2 separate regions of the Homo sapiens genome follow, and region 2 is linked to region 1. Evidence: read pairs that join two places in POLR2A ChIA-PET (ENCODE). Cell type or tissue: OCI-LY7. All regions are shown on one strand. Region 1 overlaps PCBP2 (poly(rC) binding protein 2). Region 2 overlaps SP7 (Sp7 transcription factor).

Region 1 (2,500 bases):
TGTTTCTGACTGATCATACTTCTAATGTGGACCTTTCAGAAGTGGAAAAGAGAAACTCAAGTATCACCTAAAAATTCATACTTAAGCGAAAATGCTGCTGCTTCCACTCCCAAAATAAGCTCCACAGAACAGTAAGGGTACATGTCTCCCAAATGCCTGTATGTGTCTAAGCCAGAACTACATATATTTGGGAAGTGTGCCTGGACAATTGAGCCCACAACGCTAAGTCTTCAAGAGCAGAAAGGCTCCTCTTAAAACCTCATTTTATTTACCTATGTCCAAGGACAGCTGCAATCCATAAAGGAAAGGGATACAGAAGTCAACTAACTATATAAAAGGACAGACTGCCACCATGAAAAATCAAGAGACAGGAGAAAATGCTCAGAATCCAGTAAAATCCTTCTTGACTTAAAAAAAATGAGAAAGGAAAAAAAAAAAAACCCTTTGACTTCTGCATTTAAACTGCACCAAGTTGAGAAAGAATAAGCTTTGTGCATGCATAATCTTTGCTTTGGTGTTAGATGAAGCTTTGAAAAGTTTTGACCCTAATCCATGGCTAAGATACCGAATTGCTATTCAGTAACAATGATCCTGAAAAGAGCCACTCTACCAAGAGAATTCTGCTTCCTTACAATGTAGCCACTGACCTATTGCAGGAGCTAGGCAAGCAGGTCACATTTAAACAGTCACAATTTAAATTACATGAAGGGCAAGCCTATCGAAAGAACAAAACAAATTCCAGCTTTCAAAAACCTGATTCTTGCCACTGAAAACTGAAAACTTCTTGCCCTCCAAAATCCTAATTACAAATAAGAAAAACAAGCTGGGCATAGTGGCTCACGCCTGTAATCCCAGCACTTTGGGAGGCCGAGGCAGGTGGATGACAAGGTCAAAAGATCGAGGCCATCCTTGCCAACATGGTGAAACCCCGTCTATACTAAAAATACAAAAATTAGCTGGACGTGGTGGCACGTGCCTGTAAGTCCCAGCTACTTGGGAGGCTGAGGCAGGAGAATCACTTGAGCCCAGGAGGCAGAGGTTGCAGTGAGCCGAGATGGAGCCACTGCACTCCAGCCTGGTGACAGAGCAAGACTCCGTCTCAAAAAAAAAAAAAAGAAAGAAAAACAATTCTTGTAATCCCAGCACTTTGGGAGGCATATCACTTGAGGTCAGGAGTTGGAGACGAGCCTGACCAACATGAAACCCTATCTCTAAAAAAGAAAAAGACCTCTTTGCAAACAACCTTGGTGCAAAAGTTTACTACTACCATTTCATTCTCAACATTAAGGACCTAGTGTGCTTGGTGGGTGGACAAGAAAACAAATCTAGGAAAGGGAAAGCTTTTCTACACAAAGAGTAGTAGCACCTCAAGATATGAAGTCTTAAGGCAAAAGTCAGACTGCTACTGGGGAAATGGTATGTTCTTAGCTAGCACTAAATAACCATAGCATATATACATGGTCAGTACAAGCACAATACAGACCACATACTTAGGAATTCCTTTCCCCTGTACTAGATTCAGGAACTCATGTAAAACTTTTATGACAAAGAGATTAAACACTTATAAGAAAGGTAAATGATAACTAGACAACATTCCCTATTAAAAGAGACCTAAGGGCCTCAAGGCTAACAATGCTTTGAAATATTAGTAAGCAATTAAGGGTGTGACTTCAGCCCATGAGTTGAGAAAGCAAGTAATATAAATGACTGTAGGATCCCATTTGACTGTGAACAGTGTCCTAAAATTGAGAGTAGTAACACTACCTAGCTATGGATAAGGGAAATAAAACCCTCAGGAAGTCATTAAGGGATGAGATTGGGGGAGGAGTGAGATAGAAAACACACTTCACACTTCCGAAACATTCCAATACCTGTGCTTCCCACATTCCCACAAGCTCTGAATAAAACACACATGCAGTGTGAGAAAAATGGGTGTTTCCAGAATAAATGGTAATTGCTGCCTCCCAGAAACTGCCTTGCTGTCCTATTACTCCAATGTCCTTATTACAATTAAGGGTGCTTTGGACTCCAAATCAAATCAGTGAAAGAAATAGTAGTCTATATGCTATGTAGAACAAGAGAGACCCACATTTGATTTTGTGAGTGCTCTAGCCAGAGGACTCTTACTGAAGACAAGGACCACTCTTCCCTCTTACCAAACCATCAAGTTAAATGCGGGCAATCTGTGCTCCCCCCCCCACCAACCCCTTGAAAACTTACTGCAGTTTACTTTTTCTGCTACACTCTAAGAAAGTAGAGCTAGCAAAAAAAAAAAAAAACCTTTTGGCCATCTTTACCCATCGCCCATGTAATCCCATATTTAATACACTGCAGCTCTCCCCAACACACACATTACTGTGTTGGCATAAATAAGACAAAAGGTAGAGCAATCTTACCTGACATTGATTAGATATTGAGCCAGGCTAATGCTGGCAGCAGATCCAGTGATGGTAACCTGCCTATCAGTAGATCCTTCCACTGGGTTCGCAATTTTGATCTG
Region 2 (2,500 bases), 150 kb after region 1:
CCTTTCCTGTAACGTTGGATCCTCCTTTTCTGTCCCCTGCTGTCTCAAGGCCCCAAGTTAAAGGGTTAAAGCCGCTGGAGCTTGGGGAGAGAACATTGTGGAATGGAAGGGATCATGCCCTTTGTGGAGTCTTTTTTTTTTAATTTAATAAATAAAAGTTGGATTTGAAATTTTGTCCTGGTGAGAAAAGGAGAAGAGGAAGGGTGAAGCGAGGGCCAATGGTTTTTTTTCCTTAGCAAATTGGGGACTACTCATGGGCGAATATTCTATTGTGCACGTTTGCTCACCTATGCTCGCGGTAAAATAGTTTATCGGCCGGGCGTGGTGGCTCACACATGTAATCCCAGCACTTCGGGAAGCCCAGAAGGGCGGATCACCTGAGGTCAGGAGTTCGAGACCATCCTCGCTAACATGATGAAACCCTGTCTGTACTAAAAAATACAAAAATCAGCCGGGCGTGATGGCAGGTGCCTGTAATCCCAGCTGCTTGGGAGGCTGAGGCAGAAGAATCGTGGAACCTGGGAGGTGGAGGTTGCAGTGAGCTGAGATCGCGCCACTGCACTCCAGCGTGGGCTGCAGAGCGAGACTCCGTCTCAAAACAAAACACAAAACAAAATTGTTTCTCGGTCAAATCCTCCAGCGGTGTTCAGTTTTTGGGCGTGCAGTGCTTTCTGCAGAGTTGGGAAGACTCACTGGTTTCTACCCTGGCCCTTTCTGGACTGCACCAACTGACCCTGGTCAGGGCAGTGACGCGACCCGAGCGCGGGCACCGCGGTTGCAGTGCGGACTCCTGCGCGGCCCCAGTCGGGCGGTGGTGCGGCTCCCGGCGGGCAGACTGGGCCTGGCACGTAACCCGCCCCCTGCCCTGGGTCTGCAATCAGTCGTGCCCGCCACGGAGTTAGCCGAAGAACAAAAACCACTCTGTGGCAGCATCCCCGAGCCACAATAGGGCTTTGTGCGGCCCCCGCCCCCCAAGGTTACCCCGCTGGGCTGAGGGGGCTCACAGGCCGCTCCCCCCGGCCTGGGCCCGACTCCCAGCTGCGCCCCGCGTCGGACTGTCCACCGCACGGGTCGCAAGAGGGGCTGCTACGGGTGGGAGGGGGCCGGCGATCCTGGGGGGGCTCGGGTTACGAGCCCCCTCCCCACCCTGACGCCACTCCCGCCCCCGCCCAGGTGCGAAATCTCCTGCCCTCCGGCTGGGCGCGCGACTTCAAAGGCGCTTTGAAGAAATCCGAGTTCCGAAGACTTCTTTAGTGGGCTGGGGGCTGTGACGGAAGAGACCCGGGAGAGGGGGCTGGGGCAGAGGAAAGGCGGGGGGCGCCTTGGAGCTGGTCTGAGCGAGGCGGCGGCCTGGAGTGGAACCCCGGGATCCCGCCTCAACCCCGCCGGGCGGGCTCCTCCGGACCCCCCAGAGTCTGGCCCTCTCGCCTCCCGGTCTCCGCCTGTCCGGTGCCAGCTCCCGCCCGCCGCAGCCTCGCGGTCCTCCCCTCCCCAACCCTTCGGCCCCTTTCATCTTCCCTAGACTCCGCTTGGGGTTTTGCTGGTTTCTGGGAGATAAAAACCGCTTCAAATAGCGGCGGCGCGCTGCCAGGACAAACAGGGCCGGGCGGGCCATGTGCGCCTGGTTACCGGCCCCGGGTCGGGACGCCGGGCTCCAGCGGGCCCGGGAAGGGGTAGCGGGCGGAGCTCCGGGCACCCAGGCTCCGGTGACGACTCCCAAAGTAGGGGGCCCCTTTTAGAAGCGGCCTGCGCGCTCTCTCGGTTCCCGCCCAGGTCGTAGGGAGGGGCCGGCGGAGACCGCCCGCTAAGCGCTCGGAGCCCATAGGGCGTGGGTCACGGTCGCTGCGTTGCCTGGCCAGCCGCGCCCCCTGGTGAAGTTACTGGGTGAGCGCGCCGGGCCTGGACTTGGGCCTTTCTAGAACCCGCAAATGGTGAAAAGCGTTCCACAAACGTTAAATAAGCAGTATGGAGGAGGGGACAGTACTTGTGCCAGGCCAGGGCGGGGGCAGCGGGCGGAACAGCACTGTTCCTTCTCTCCAGTTCACCTTACAGGGTAAGAAGCAGGCACCTAACCGATCATTATAACCTGATGGTGAAAATCGAGGTTTCATCGAAGGATGCAAGTTGCAGGCCGGAGTGATTTTTCCTAGGGGTATCTGGGTTTGGATGGTGTTACGACTAAGGTACAAACGGAAACTATCGTGGGTCCTCAGTGCTCTCCACTAATCTGTCAGTCACCGACTTCCTCTCCCTCAAACCTGCCCACTTCCCCTTCTCAGGGAGGCTTTCCCAGCCAGGTTCCCCAAACCATCCCCAGTGTATACCTTATGTTCTTCAAGCTTTCTGTGACTTCCCAGGTGACGGTGAACTCACATAGGAAATTAAATGGGGCTATGGGAAAAGGTTAGAGCAGGGGTCGCGCCACGGCCCGTCGTGTCGGTGGCCTGTAAAGGAACCGCACAGCCGGAGACGAGCTGAGCAAGCTGAGCTCCGCCTCCTG

The links. Peaks named below come from ENCODE experiments on the same cell type or tissue, not always from the same donor. Only the 100,000 strongest peaks of a DNase experiment are listed, where the experiment ranks them.
Region 2: POLR2A ChIA-PET joins it to region 1 with 9 read pairs; 15 of 35 experiments call an interaction of 5 or more read pairs at or near these places.

What each region holds. Positions count from the first base shown.
Region 1 is chr12:53,471,704-53,474,203 of GRCh38, reverse strand. It overlaps PCBP2 (poly(rC) binding protein 2), which reads right to left. Exons shown (of 15, transcript NM_031989.5): 14 at 2,397-2,500. Among named protein-coding and RNA genes, the nearest start is that of PCBP2-OT1, 8.5 kb to the right of the region's middle. In OCI-LY7, no CTCF peak of the experiment used is centred here; no DNase peak of the experiment used is centred here.
Region 2 is chr12:53,324,245-53,326,744 of GRCh38, reverse strand. It overlaps SP7 (Sp7 transcription factor), which reads left to right. Exons shown (of 3, transcript NM_001173467.3): 3 at 1-170. Among named protein-coding and RNA genes, the nearest start is that of AAAS, 3.9 kb to the right of the region's middle. RefSeq lists a silencer at 1,410-1,909 and an enhancer at 2,223-2,500. In OCI-LY7, CTCF peaks have their summits at 1,688 and 1,889 (motif pointing left); DNase peaks (open chromatin) are centred at 1,224, 1,824, 2,234, 2,484 and 2 weaker places; H3K4me3 peaks cover 2,241 bases; H3K27ac peaks cover 1,652 bases.